2 separate regions of the Homo sapiens genome follow, and region 2 is linked to region 1. A link is an interaction called in ENCODE POLR2A ChIA-PET data of the cell type or tissue named here. Cell type or tissue: CD4-positive, alpha-beta T cell. All regions are shown on one strand. Each heading gives the region's core, and the rest is flanking DNA. Links, peaks and the distances in the headings are about the cores only.

Region 1 (7,690 bases), core at 1,257-6,256:
ATGCCCAGCTAATTTTTGTATTTTTAATAGGAACAGGGTTTCACCATGTTGATCAGGCTGGTCTCGAACTCCTGACCTCAGATGATCCACCCGCATTGGCCTCCCAAAGTGCTGGGAATTATAGGCATGAGCCACTGCGCCCAGCCCAACATTCTAGTTCTTAAACTGCCCTTTATTTTGATGATGTATTTGTGTACTCTGTGAAAAGTGAGATATACTGTTCATAAGATTGTGTGAGTGATCGCTGTTCGCCTAGCTCAAAGTTCTTCCTGTCTCTCCCACGGAATTGGGGAGAGTTATATACAGGGCCTACTTAATTACTAATGACATTTTAGTTCTTAAACTGGGTTTTTAAGTACCAACCATTTGTTTTACAATTCTTGTTTATGTTGCATATACCCTTTTGTGCAGATATAATATTTACTATAAAAATGTTTAAAACTCTCCTGAGATCTCAATCAGAGACAGGAAACCTCAATGCCACTCTACAGTTTTTGTCATTTTTTAAATTTCCCCTATCTTTTTCTTACTTATGTGCCACATCACCATTTTTATTCATATAGATATAAAAGTGCAGAAATTTTAGTCTTTAGCAGGAATTTCAAAAATCACAAATGGCAATGTTACCTGCCTCATTAAAATCATTTAAGGGTCTCAATCCAATCTTGTCAGTTGAATATCTGATATGTGTAGTTTGGATGTAGTTAAGGGCCTTCATCTGCACTTTTCTTTCTGTTTCTTCTTGCAGTTGCAGATTGTATCACTGGACTCCTCTCCCTCTGGTTTTCTTTGTGTATGTTCATTTTGTGTCTCTCCAACGTATTAGTTCATCCTCTTTAGGTGAATTTCTTTCTTTTTATCCTACTCTTCACGTCTGTCTCTCTTTCCATTGTGTCTGTTTCTTTTTTCTCTCCCTCTGCCACTTTTCCCTTAATACGGTTTAAATTTTCTCTCATTTGTCTTTCTCCTTTTTCTCTACTGACTAGATATACCATCAGAGGTTTTTTTTTTCATTTCTAACAACCTCTTATAGTCATTAAAGAAATGCTTCATTTTCCATTCTTTTAACATAAGAAGAACAAGAAGCATTTTTCTCTTTTTGCAACACAGCCCACCAAGGTAGGTGAAGATGTTTTCTAACAGACTAGATCCAAGCCAGACTGCCTAAATCATCATTCTGGTTACACCTAGTATAAGCGATGGGGTTTGGGGCAGGATGCCGCAACTTGGGTACTCTAATTTCCCTTTCTGTTAAATGAGAACAAAAGTAATATCACATGTTTTTTTGTTTGTTTGTTTTGTTTTGTTTTTTGAGATGGAGTCTTGCTGTTGCTCTGTCACGTAGGCTGGAGTGCAATGGTGCGGTCTCGGCTCACTGCAACCTCGGCCTCCCGGGATCTCCTTCAGCCTCCCAAGTAGCTGAGACTACAGGCATGCGCCACCACGCCCGGCTAATTTTTGTATTTTTAGCAGCGACAGGGTTCCACTATATTGGCCAGGCTGGTCTCAAACTCCTGATCTCGGGATCCGCATGCCTCGGCCTCCCAAAGTGTTGGGATTACAGGCGTGAGACACCACGCCAGACCTTTTTTTTTTTTTCCTCTCTCCCTCTTTGAGACAGAGTCTCGCTCTGTTGCCCAGGCTGTAGTGCAGTGCCAATCTCGGCACACTGCAAGCTCCGCCTCCCAGGTTCACGCCATTCTCCTGCCTCAGTCTTCCGAGTAGCTGGGACTACAGGCGCTCACCACCACGCCCAGCTAATTTTTTGTATTTTTCGTAGAGACAGGGTTTCACCGTGTTAGCCAGGATGGTCTCGATCTCCTGACCTTGTGATCCGCCCGCCTCAGCCTCCCAAACTGCTGGGATTACAGGCGTGAGCCACCGCGCCCGGCCCTTTTTTTTTTTTTTTTTAAGAAGGAGTTTTGCTCTGGTTGCCCAGGCTGGAGTACAGCGGTGCAGTCTCAGCTCACTGCAACCCCCACCTCCCGTGTTCAAGCGATTCTCCTGCCTCAGCCTCCCAAGTAGTTGGGATGACAGGCGTGTGCCACCCTACTCAGCTAAGTTTTTGTATTTAGTAGAGACGGGGTTTCACCATGTTGGTCAGGCTGGTCTCGAACTCCTGCCCTCAGGTGATCCACCCGCCTCGGCCTCCCAAAGTGCTGGGATTACAGGCTTGCGCCACTGCGCCCGGCCCAAGATTTTTTGATTAAATAAATACAAATAAAGCACATTAGCTATTATTCTGAACACTGCTACATTAGCTACATTGAAAATTAAAAAAGATGTTAAACAGATTTTAAGGTTTTCTCGTCATCACTGAAGTGAGAAAAACAAATTATTTTGTGAAACAAAGATAAGACACAATAAATTCAGAGTACACTTTTGTTAGATGCTAACCCACAGAGCGGAATACTTTTTGCGCAGCACCTTCATTCCTGGAGACTTAGGGCCCGGGAAATGGGAATGGTGGCAGGAGAGGAGAAGGGCTAGGGGGCTGGGGAGCGTGGGGTGAAGGAGTGGGGGCTTAAAAAGGACAGTCAAATTTAGGAAGAACAGTTTCTTAAACTGAAGTTAGCTAAGCAGCGGGCTTCAGCCAAAGATAATAATACTAACTTGAAAGTAAAGCTGTTTGTTAAATAGGCTTTCATTTTAATTTTTTAAAAAATATTTTCACTAGTTAGACGGAATATTTATTTCTGATCCTCGTTGTAGGGCTAAACTAGGTGTGACTTGCTTTTCCATTAAGGACTGTAGCCATTTTGGCTAAGAAAGTCTTTCCTGTCTTAGCTCTCTTCAAGAGATGCTATTTACTTTTTTGTTGTTGTTTTCTCCGGAGCTTTATTGCCTACCCTTTATTTTCACGATGTGTTTGTGCATTCTGTAAAAAGTGGGAAACACTGTTCTCCGGATTGTGTGGGTGATCGCCGGTCGCCTAGCTTGCCGTTCTTCAGGTATCTCCTGCTGCTCCAGAATCTACATCTGAATGTCAAGGCATAGCTTTTCCAGGAGCTTTTAAACCGACCTTTCAATTCGAAGACGTAACTGCGCCAGGAGCTTTGTCTCCCTGGCATATAAAAGCATAGAAGAGAGCAACTTCTGGTTTTTAAAATAAGTAAACTAATCTGAATTGTTTGCAATGGTAGGAACTTGTTATATAAAATGTTAATTAGGTGGCCCGTGCTCGAAAACTGCTCTCAGGATATGACCAATGGGAGAGTAGACCTAAGCTCCTTCATTTGCATGCAGACTTCACGACAAAATAACGAATCAGAGTTGGAGAAACTAAATCTTCATTTACATAACATTGTCTACAAATTCCGAGGATCAGGAGATGTAGATTTCATTTTCTTTCCTAACTGCAGAACAGCAAAGATAGCATGCCTGAGCCAGCGAAATCCGCTCCCGCCCCGAAGAAGGGCTCCAAGAAGGCCGTGACCAAGGCGCAGAAGAAGGACGGCAAGAAGCGCAAGCGCAGCCGCAAGGAGAGCTACTCCGTATACGTGTACAAGGTGCTGAAACAGGTCCACCCCGACACCGGCATCTCCTCTAAAGCCATGGGGATCATGAATTCCTTTGTCAACGACATCTTCGAGCGCATCGCCGGCGAGGCTTCCCGCCTGGCGCATTACAACAAGCGCTCGACCATCACCTCCAGGGAGATCCAGACGGCCGTGCGCCTGCTGCTTCCCGGGGAGCTGGCCAAGCACGCTGTGTCAGAGGGCACCAAGGCCGTTACCAAGTACACCAGCTCCAAGTAAACTTGTCCCTGCAACTGCCTTAGTAAACCCAAAGGCTCTTTTCAGAGCCACTCACCTTTTCACAATTGGAGCTATATACTGACATGTGAAGATACTAGAAACTCCTGCAGCTGAAATAGGCATGTTTTTAAAACTTAAAATGGCACTCACTGTCTGGGCTGGTGGCTTTATGAAACTCTGGTTTCCGTGTTTTATGAGGTATCACTCGATAGTACCTAAGAGGCAATAGTAATTTCATAGTTTTGCTCTACGAAGAGAAACTTCGTTTCTCAAGAGTCCTTAAAAATACGGGTTTTACCAAAGAAGCCCATATTATGGGGGGCTGGAGCGGGGGTGGGGAAGGAGGAGAGGAGACTGCTGCTTTCAAGTAGTTCTTAATGTTGAATTTGCTTTTTTCCTTTCCTCAATTACTTCAAAAAGGTCTTAATTTGGATTTTTATTTTAGGTTCTAAAGGAAAAAATAAAACCCTCTTCCCTCTACCGCCTCACCTGTCTGGTTTCACCAATTAGACTTGAACAATTCTCAGTGTGCAACCACACTCGCGCTCGCACACAAACACATACACACATTGTTCATTGATCGACAATCCCCATCTCATCTTTATCATGTTCTTAGAGAAGTTGGGTCTCCATTGTTAAGGATTCTCCTAATCACAAAAACTGACTATATACCTATCCCCAATCCAATCATTAATAAGGGGCATGTGATCTTTAGGATAGGTGTAGTCAAATTAATCAGATCCCTGAGGCTAGAAGGAACTCTGCCTTCTCTGGAGAACAAGTCAGGGAACAAAGAAAGTTGTATTAGGAAGAAAGGAGGGAAAATGACTTTTGGGGAGGAGGCATCTGCACTGCCTGATACAAGCAGCTTCCAGGCGAAGGTGGATGGAAGGAATATCCAGTAGGTTGAAAATGGATAGTCATTCCTTCATATTCAAGTGCCAAGCAGTGAATTTTGTACTGAGGACTTCTGCACTGAGAATAGTGGTTCTCAGACTTCAGTGTGCATCAGAATCACCTGGAGAGCTTGTTAAAGGAGATTGCTGAGATAAAGAATATGCTAACCAAGCCTCCTGCTCACGTGGAGTTTTCTTGTGATAAAGATGTGGGAGAAGATTGTGAAGAGTCTGAATGTCAAACAATGAAGTTTAGATTTATTTTGCAGACAATAAGGTTATAGAAAGCTTGTGAGCAAGGACTAACAAAATTATAACTAGTTCTAGGAATATGCTTCTGGTGGCAAGAGACTGGATGCAGTGGAGGGAAATGATGTTGAAGGAGGATAAAGTTTCAAGCCAAAGAAATGGCAGGAGTAATGGAGCAGGGGATACAATAAACAAATCAGAGAGTAGTTGAAGGGATTTCATTCAGTATTTCATCAAATATTGATTGCATTCCCTCTGTGCCAGGCATTGAAATACTTCAGTGAGCAAGATAGACAAGAGACTGCCCTTCTGAGGCTCATATCCTAGTGAAGGAAGAGAGATGATAGACTGGGCATGGTGGCTCACGCCTGTAATCCCAGCACTTTCGGAGGCCAAGGAGGGCGGATCATCTGAGGTCGAGATTTCAAGACCAGGTTGTCCAACATGGCAAAACCCTGTCTCTATTAAAAATACAAAAATTAGCTGAGCATAGTATCACAGGCCTGTAGTCCCAGCTACTTGGGAAGCTGAGGCAGAAGAATAGGAGAATTGCTTGAACCCAGGAGGCGGAGACTGCAGTGAGCCAAGATCACACCACTGCACTCCAGCGTGGGTGACAGAGGGAAATTCCATCTCAAAAAAAAAAAAAAAAAGAAGAAGAAGAAGAAGAATATAGGTCTATTTCACTCAGCAAATGGTAACTCACTCCTGTTCAATGTATTATTTAGTATTATGTCTGCGATTCCTCTCTATCTTTAAATTTGGGATCTCTAGATCTCAGACCCTGAAATCCTAGACTTCTGGTTGTTGACAGGAATCCATGGAGCCCTGGGAGTTCCTTGAGTTTCTGAGAATAATGAGCCTCATAAAATGTCTATGTTCATATGTCTATTTTCAACAGATTCTCAAAGGAGTTTTTGATCCATCTATTACTACAAACTACTCTATTTTTTTTTTTTTTTTTTTTTTTTGATACAGAGTTTTGCTCTTGTTGCCCAGGCTGGAGTGCAATGGCACGATCTTGGCTCACCACAACCTCTGCCACCTGGGTTCAAGCGATTTTCCTGCCTCAGCCTCCTGAGTAACTGGGGTTACAGGGATGTGCCACTATGCCCAGCTAGTTTTTTATTTTTAGTAGAGACAGGGTTTCTCCATGTTGGTCAGGGTGTTCTCGAACTCCCAACCTCAGGTGATCCCCCTGCCTTGCCCTCCCAAAGTGCCAGGATTACAGGTGAGAGCCACAGTGCCCAGCAGAACCACTCTTGAAGGGAAGTCAGCCCATTGAAATATACAGGTTACCACTGCTGAAGACATATAGACTATCTAGTCTACCCATTGATAACTTTTTTTTTTTTTGAGATAGAGTCTCACTCTGTGACCCCAAAGTTGCTAGGACTACAAGCATGTGCCAGCATGCCCGGCTAATTTTTGTATTTTTATTAGAGACGAGGTTTCTCCGTGTTGGCCAGGCGGGTCTCAAACTCCTGACCTCAAGTGATCCACACACCTTGGCCTCCCAAAGAGCTGGGATTACAGGCGTGAGCCACGTGCCTTGCCTGATCTCTAACTTGTAATCAGCCCCACTCTGTTCTGTCTATAATGGAACCCAACAGAGGTGATACCAAGTCGACAGGCTCATTTGGCATCAGCTTTTCTGTAAAGAGCTTTCAGGTCAATGGAAGGACATTCCACAATACTAAATAAGTTTAGTAACAAAACTGAATTTTGTGTGATAAAGTTATGCTGCTTACAAAGAGACTCAACAATAAATAAGCTTAAAGACAGATATTTTTGTTTCATGGAACAAATCCATTGTGATTAGTCCAGCTTTGTGAAGCAGCTCTGCTCCTTGTGATCAATCAGGAAATTTCGTTCCTTCCAAGTCAATGTTCTGTCATCTCCTAGGGCCTGATGTTCTCTAATTGCTCAAAATGAAATCAATACCATTATACTTGGGGAAGAAGGTAACATGGAAGTTTCAAAGCCCAGACCTGGTAGTAACTTTTCTATGTGTCTCACCTGTGTTGGAAATAATGTAGCCACATGCTTACATCTGCTCCCAGAAAGACCAGGAAATGTTGTCTCTTGCTAGATAGCCACCTGTCCAGCTTTCTTTTTATTATGATAAAGTGAAAAAACTTTATTGGAAAAATAAGGGTTTACTCAATATTCTCCACAAATTAAAATCCATTTTGAGGACAGCGAATAATACAGTGGCATACTGATAGTCCTGCGATTGTAAGGACTGGAGTAACCCACTAGGGAATGGCTTACTTATTTTTGTCTCATTTCCTGAGGTGTAAAGGGAAAGAAGGTGGGAATTTAATCATGACAACCTCGGTTTTAAACACCCATTCATGCAACCACAGTAACCTGATCTATGATTTAAGGTAAAATGACTTCTGTTAATAATAAAGTCTAAGACTATTTAAGATAAAAGGACAACAAAAAAAGAACTCGTTCAACATACCTTTAAATTGGCCACGGGTACATAAATAAAAAGTCCTTTTAAATTCAACAATAGAAAATCAGTAGATCTGGATGGAAGGCAGCTCAGAGGAACAGAACCAAACAAGTTGGCCTCTCCCCATTCCACTAAAAAATGTTGAATCTTATGTACTTTCATGGTTGTTTCTCCCACGGTAATTACTACTTTCTTCTTTAAAGAATGTATTTGCCAGTCAAGTGCCTCCAACACACCTCCCATCCCCCCACACCAATAACCATCTGAATGCCATTTTGTCTTCCTTTCATATAACAATGCCTTGGTAGGAACTAGTAACTACC
Region 2 (7,690 bases), core at 1,802-6,801, 420 kb after region 1:
TGACAGGAGGAGGTTGTCGCTCGCTGGCGGGGTGCAAGCATGCATGTCCTGTTGCTTCGCTGCGCGAGGCTGAGGCACGAGTTGCTGGATTTTGGGGGTGGGGAGTGCGGTGCTTGGCTCCTGGCTGGTGAATCAGTCTGTGAGGATGCTGGGGTGGGCGGGCGGAGGGGATATGGGGAGAGTGGGTAGCGCAGTGTGTCTGGTGGTTCTTTAGTTCTCGGATTGTTACTATTTGTGTTCTTATCCCGGCTCTGTTCACCTCTCTTTCCGGACCTGTTTACTGGTTTGTTACATGAATACAACCTGAGTAAAAGTCTCGTCAGCTTTTCTACAAAACTGAACATAACTCTTTAGCATTGCTGCCTAGGTCAAGAAACTATTTGATCAACCGCCCCTCTTCTTTCCACCCTCAATTTTACATTGAGGCTGAGGACTTGTGCCGGTTTTAAGCAGCGTTCAGGGCTGGCCAGATTAAGGAGTGGACAATTAAGGAAAGAATTGAGTTAGCTAGAGGAAAGGGTGCGATTTACAGTTCCCTTCCTCCTGGGCAAAAACTCTTCAGGTGGGACTCCCACTGGCAGATGTGAAGAACGTTGCGGGCAGTGGGAGGTGCTTTTGAGTGAGTGCTGCATAGGCGTCCTGGACGGGTCTTTGTCTTTGGCGCGCAGACCGGTTCGTGAGACGCAAGAAGAAGGCAGCAGCAGCTGCCGGAGGAAAAAAGCGGTCCTACACCAAGGACTACACCGAGGGATGGGTGGAGTTCCGTGACAAGCGCATAGCCAAGCGCGTGGCGGCCAGTCTACACAACACGCCTATGGGTGCCCGCAGGCGCAGCCCCTTCCGTTATGATCTTTGGAACCTCAAGGTGAGAAGATAGATCTTTCTGCCACACCTCTCACCCTCCCTTCTCCCCAACTCTGGCCCAAGTATCCCCATGGCCTCTCATTGGCCTTGTCCCCTTGTCTCATCTTTCTCCCTAATCTGCACTATCCTGATCTTTTCTTCTTTTCTGCCCACAGTACTTGCACCGTTTCACCTGGTCCCACCTCAGCGAGCACCTCGCCTTTGAGCGCCAGGTGCGCAGGCAGCGCTTGAGAGCGGAGGTTGCTCAAGCCAAGCGTGAGACCGACTTCTATCTTCAAAGTGTGGAACGGGGACAACGCTTTCTTGCGGCCGATGGGGACCCTGCTCGCCCAGATGGCTCCTGGACATTTGCCCAGCGTCCTACTGAGCAGGAACTGAGGGCCCGTAAAGCAGCACGGCCAGGGGGACGTGAACGGGCTCGCCTGGCAACTGCCCAGGACAAGGCCCGCTCCAACAAAGGGCTCCTGGCCAGGATCTTTGGAGCCCCGCCACCCTCAGAGAGCATGGAGGGACCTTCCCTTGTCAGGGACTCCTGAGGGCCTGGGTGGCCCCTTCCATTTCCTGGCCCTGCTCTGCTTCCTGTCTACCTCATACTAGAATGATCGTGACTACCCGGGCAGACATTTTACTGTGTTTCTCAGACCAAGTGTCTACTGATGGCCCAAACATGGAGTTTTGTGGGCTTCCACTGTCCCCACTCCGAACTCCTGTATGTGCCTGGCTGAGTCACCTAATTCATACTGTCATACTAGCATAATTATGACTATTGCATATGCTTGTTTTGTTTGACTCTTGGCTGCCTACGTCTGTAGGGTCCCCTGAAAATCCCACTTCCTGCCCCCAGAAAGGGCCTTTATTTCCAACTAGGAGGATAATGCCTAGTCCAGGCAATCTTTCTCTGTTTAGCAGTCACAGGTGAGGGTGGTATTAGCATCTTTTTTATGTAGAAAAAATTGAGTTAATGGGGTGGACTGGGTTGGGAAGAAATACATTTCCTAATGTATTTATAGAAAATAAAAATATTTTTATGTGCCTTTTTATTTTTGTTGGTGGGGAGGTCATTGGACAAGTTCCAACTTTCATCTTGTGTTCCCTTCACCTTCATATCCTGATCTTAGAGCCCCCCTCCCCCTGCCACCCACCTTACTGTTTAACCTGGATTTTTTTTTCTATTTAATTTTTGTCTAATATCTTAGCCCAGTTTATCAATCAGTTATCTTAAGTCAGCATTTTCTAAGCCATTGTTTGAGGAAACAGTGACAATAGGTAATAACACATCTTAGTATTAAGAGTTTTACAGGCCACTAGTATAAGATAGGCATCGTGGTAGATGCATATAAAGGGTGGAATGGGAGCCATGGCAGGTCATAGAGTCCTCTCAATGGGAACCTGATTGATGATCACAGTCTTCAGTGGTGAGTCAGTCCTCACCAAGTTTTCCAGATCATTCCTACAAAGTAAACTGGGAGAATAATAAGTCTGAAAGAGTGTGGAGTGCTCCCACAATTACAAAGAATGCTTCCTGGGTGGAGTGTTGAGTTGGAACCATTGTAAAGGTGGGCAAAGCCTAGTAGAGAACCAGTGCACCTCAGGTGCACTTACATATGGTGGGGCTGAGGCAAAGCAGCCCTGTAGGCTTCAAAGAATCAGTGTAAGCCACTAAAAGGAACTGAAAACCTAGGTGTCACAATAAACAGTCTACACAGTCTCACGTAGACCAAAATTCTGATCATTTTCCAGGCTGTTGCATGAAGTGATAGAGTATGATTATAATTTCTGTTTGCTTGTGCTGTTTGTTTTTGTTTTTCATCTGTCAATGTGATGATCTGTGTTTTATAGGGTAGAGTGGATTTGTCTACTTTGGCTGTAAAATACCCTAATCACATTATGATCTTGACAGGTGCACTTTACTGGGGAGAATAAAAAGGACCATACGGTAAAGCTGGTATAACATTTCTCACAACCCACATACCTCTTATACTTGGCACACAAACTACGTTTCCATTTAGAAACTTTCGTCTTGTTTCTGTTTTTAATTCTTGTGGGTTTGTTTCATGTGAATTGTTTCCTCAGATCATTGATGTCTTAAAGTGAAACAGAAAAATCCAGAATCAGAATTTGACAGGCTGGCATATTCATTTATTCAGAATTCCAAGTGCCCATTGCTACTTCTGCTAGATAAAGAGATACCAAGGTGAAGAAGAAACTTTCCCTCTAGTTGCTAACAGCTTAGAAAGTACAGTAGACATACTGGGGTTTTATTTAAGACTTTCTTGAATGAAGAAATAAATTGCATTCCCACGGTGGACAGCGTTAGATAACAGTATGTTCAAGGGCTGGTATTTCAGGGTCCATCTCCAAAACAGTTCTGTACAAAGAGCTCACACCTGCGGCCAGGCAAGCTAAGTAAGTCACAGGTGGAGTGAGGAATGAGAATAAATGGGTGGAAGAAAATATCCTAGGAACTTTCATCTTGACTTTAAGCCCATTGAGTGTAGGAAAATAATTTTTTACATCCACAATTTTGTTTCTATTTAAACAGCACTTGTTTTTTTATATGAAGTAACTCATTTAATCCACAACTATATAATATTGTTATCCCCCCATTAAAACTGAGCTCAGAGAGATGACTCAATTTGCCTCTTAATATTTTATCCTTTGTTCCTCACCTTTTCCCCAGCTTTTCCCAGTGTGCATATGGTGAATGCTTATTACAGGAAATTCATGAGAAATGCACATGTTATAGACTAGAGAATGAAGTGTACCTGCCAATATGAGTGGATTTATTTTATCTAGCACCAAGAGTAGCAAACTGAGTAATAATTCTCAGTCATGATCCTGTGGTTGTAGTGTATACTCTGATTCAACTTAGTTTCACTCCTGACTGAGAAGCTGGGACTCTGCATTTGATGGCAATGGAGTGGGCTGATTTCTTTCCAAATAAGTTGAGGTGGGACTCCTGGTAGAGTAAGAGGGCTTTAATAGGGTATGTCTGGGTGCCTAAAAGCTTTCTCTCTCTTTTTTTTTTTCAGAGACAGGGTCTCTCTATGTTGCTCAGGCTGGCCTTGAGCTCCTGGGCTCAAGCGATCCTCCCGCCTCAGCCTCCCAAAGTACTGGGATTACAGGCATGAGCCACCACGCCCTGCCCTAAAAATGTTCAAAAGTCGTATTTACAGCTACTCTCAAATTCCTTTTTTTTTGTGATTCCTTATAAAACCTTTCTCCCTGCATTTATCTTGTTATATTACAGTAGAATTATGAGGGGAAAATCCTTTGGTGGAAGTCTAGGGACATGCTCAGTTCCCAGGAGGCTTAATGTGAATTTTAGTGAATTGCTTAAGATCCAGTATTAGATCTGCTGGTCCCTGCCCACCCCCCTTTTATTTTTTGAGACAGGGTCTCACTTTGTCACCCAGGCTGGAGTGTAGTGGCATGATCCTGTCTCACTGTAGCCTCCATCTTCTGGGCTCAAGCAATCCTCCCACCTCAGTTTCCTGAGTAGCTGGGACCGCAGGCATGCACCATCACGCCCAGCTAATTTTTAAAATATTTTTTGTAGAGATGAGGTCTCACTGTGTTGCCCAGGCTGCTCTCGAACTCCCGTTCTCAAGCGATCCACCCACCTTGGCCTCCCAAAGTGCTGAGATTACAGCCACGGTGCTCGGCTCCCATCTTGAAATCAATACCTGACAGAATATTAAAGAAAATGAAAATTGGCCGGGTGTGGTGGCTGACGCCTGTAATCCCAACACTTTGGGAGGCCAAGCCTAGTGGATCACTTGAGGTCAGGAGTTCGAGACCAGCCTGGGCAACACGGTGAAACCCTGTCTCTACTAAAAATACAAAAATTAGCCGGGTGTAATGGCGGGCCCCTGTAATGCCAGCTACGCAAGAGGCTGAGGCAGGAGAATCGCTGCTTGAACCCGGGAGGCGGAGGTTGCAGTGAGCCGAGATTGAAAATGAAAAATTTTCTATCTTCTGTTACCAGGGCCCTTGAAACCACACTTTTTTCGCACCCCTTGTTAACTGGAGACACGAAGGCGGGCGGAGGGGAGAGGCCATCGGAAACCTGGCAATGTCTTTTGCAGCTGCATGGTGTGTGCCCAGCCACCTTCAGCAGTTATTGTGGCCAGTCTGTGGCTGACCTGGGCTATCAGGGTTAGCGCACTCCAGTGAGCTCCCCCAGCACATTGCCTGCAAATGAATTCAGAGAACTTCTTTTTGTTTTTCACCTTTGCCTCCAATTCCATTGTGTCAATTATCATTGATTATTTAATCAGGACTTTATGGTTGGACGTGCAGCTTCTTCTAATCTTTTTTTCTTTTAAGTGTTTAAAAGAATAATGCTGACATGAGTCAATTTTAGTTGTACAAATACAGCTATTGTGTAAAAATTGTCAGAAGCGGAATTGCAGAGTCTAAGAGAGACCATCTTTGGTATTTATTTTGTTAGCAAGAAAAAAATTGAGAGTCTGATAATTTAGGAAAATACCAGTCACAGGAAAATACCAGTCACAGGAATACAGGTGGAAACCTAGCTAGAGGTCTCCACCCCTTTTATTCGTGCTCTATTGTGACGTCCAAAGCCTGACCCAAGGAACTGATTCAGGTAGAGGCGACGCCAGCTCAGTGTAGGGGGCAAGCTCTGCAAGACCTTGGCCGAGTGACTTCTGCTGCTTTTTGCTGTGGGGACTCTACTGGATGGACCAGCACATGAGAGAGATGGAGTTTGGAAACAAAACAAGTGGTTCAGAAACATGGGATTGCTTTCATATCTACTGGCATTTAGAAGGAGCTTGGTAAATTTAATCAAGAAACAAGGAAATGAAAATACCCAAGGAACACCAGGGGAAGAATAATGGTTGGATTTTCATTTAATTTGCCAGACACAATCCCTGAAGTAAGAAAATACCGTTTCTCATGAAATTCCGGCACCCGAGGCTCAAACGGCCAACCCTACGGTTAACAGCCGAACGCGCTAACCAATTGTGCCACAGAAATGAATGTGGTGGAATATCTCCATTCCAACAAGGTTATTTTACTTTTTTTCAGTCTAAACAATACATTAGAAAGGAGGCTACTTCTCCGTGTATTGGAAAAATGTTTTCCCTTTTTTTGACTCTCATTGTTGCTATGTTAATGTGTTTTAAAAACGGAGGTTTATAGGCTTGCCGCCGTGGCTCACACTGTAATCCCAGCACTGTGGGAGGCCGAGGCGGGCGGATCACGAAGTCAGGAGTTCCAGATCAGCCTGGCCAACATGGTGAAACCCATCTCTACTAAAAATACAAAAATTAACCGGGCGTGATGGCGGGCGCCTGTAATCCCAGCTAGTTGGGAGGCTGAGGCAGGAGAATTGCTTGAACCCAGGAAGCAGAGGTTGCAGTAGGCCGAGATCGCGCCACTGCACTCCAGCGTGGGTGGCAGAGCAAGACTCCGTTTCAAACAACAACAACAACAACAACAACAACAAAACACAGAGGTTTGTAATAATACAGATATTATTCTTAGGAACATAAGAGTGTTAATTGGGTGGAGAGCAGGACGCGGGACTGGTGCGTTTTGCAAAATAAGTATGAGTAGAATCAAAGGAAAGAATTTATTTTCGGTTCAATAAGGAAGTTTTCACTGATAGTTCAGTTGAGAGAGAAACCACTGGAAGGCTGTTGCATAGAAGGAAATATATTAAATGAGAAAGACACCAGCAAGAGCAGAGGGGAAAACCATTTAATGGAAAATCTGATACAAATATTAAGGGAAAGTAAGGGGCCAAACACCAGGACATGAAACCAGAAACTCCTATACATTAGTGCTTGTCCACCAAACTGCGAGCCTGAAATTGCGATCATACTTTATATTTGTGTTTTAAAGAGTAAGTTGGTGACAGATTTTATTTCTTTTCTGCCTGTCTTCCTGCTTCCTCTTTTTCTTTCTGCCTTCCTCTCATTCTCCAGTATGTATACCTTCTAATCATTTTCTTCTGGGTTTTATTCTGAATATTAGGATTTTCTAAATTTGTTCCTGTTTTTCTCATTTTCTTAAGCATATGTGGGTTGACCTTTGAAGTACGATGATGGGTAGGGGGTGGGTGGATGTTGTGATATTCACTACCCTATTTGTCTTTCTAGTCCTTTCAGTGACATTTAAGCCCAAGAGTCAGGTTACATTAGGATGATGTCCTCAACTTGAACTGTTGACTCTTGGATGTCCTCTATTCGTTTAGTCTCCCAACTAACAGTTATTGAGTGTCTGCTAAAAGCTAGGCACAGTTCTAGGCATTCGGATACATCAACAGTACACAGCAGAGACTAGGGTGGATTTTTCAAGCTGGGGAGAAACACATAATAAACACAAATAAGTAATTGTATCTATTTGAAGGTAATAAGTTCTATGGAGCAAAGAAAAAGTCAAGCAGGGTAAGGGGACCAGGGAGTGGGAGGTATGTGGTTTGCAATATTAAACAGGCAAGTTAGGGTGGCCTCTTTGTTTATGATATTTTGGAATGGCTTATTGGAGTTTTGATATATCCATCTTTGTCTTTAAAAGATGTCTCTCTGAGAACCTAGGCTGAAACAGACAAAAGAAACTGGATAGATCTTTCAACAGCAATTATGGGGAGTTTTGAGAGGAGGTGCTCCCTGGGATTGGATGAAGATACCAGTTAGGAAGGATGTAAATGTCTATTATTTAGGAATAGACAAACCTCATAATCTATTTTACGACCAAGAATTCTGTATTTGCCATTTTCAGAGATTTGGGTTGGTGGCTCAATGTAGAATGCCCTTTTCTACGGATCACTATATTCCATGTTGGACTTCTGGTTGGC

What was found. ChIA-PET counts read pairs that join two places held together with the same protein. Peaks named below come from ENCODE experiments on the same cell type or tissue, not always from the same donor. Only the 100,000 strongest peaks of a DNase experiment are listed, where the experiment ranks them.
Region 2: POLR2A ChIA-PET joins it to region 1 with 6 read pairs; 15 of 35 experiments call an interaction of 5 or more read pairs at or near these places.

Annotation. Positions count from the first base shown.
Region 1 is chr6:26,180,419-26,188,108 of GRCh38, forward strand. H2BC6 (H2B clustered histone 6) reads left to right here and starts at 3,343. Exons shown (of 1, transcript NM_003523.3): 1 at 3,343-3,812. The coding sequence starts at 3,378. The coding sequence ends at 3,758. RefSeq lists enhancers at 2,377-3,106, 2,966-3,155, 3,606-3,665, 7,295-7,690. In CD4-positive, alpha-beta T cell, for the core only: no CTCF peak of the experiment used is centred there; a DNase peak (open chromatin) is centred at 3,263; H3K4me3 peaks cover 1,619 bases; H3K27ac peaks cover 1,071 bases.
Region 2 is chr6:26,597,246-26,604,935 of GRCh38, forward strand. It overlaps ABT1 (activator of basal transcription 1), which reads left to right. Exons shown (of 3, transcript NM_013375.4): 2 at 669-865; 3 at 1,020-3,494. The coding sequence ends at 1,400. LOC105374989 (a long non-coding RNA gene) reads left to right here and starts at 5,488. Exons shown (of 2, transcript NR_187833.1): 1 at 5,488-6,346; 2 at 7,411-7,690. In CD4-positive, alpha-beta T cell, for the core only: no CTCF peak of the experiment used is centred there; no DNase peak of the experiment used is centred there.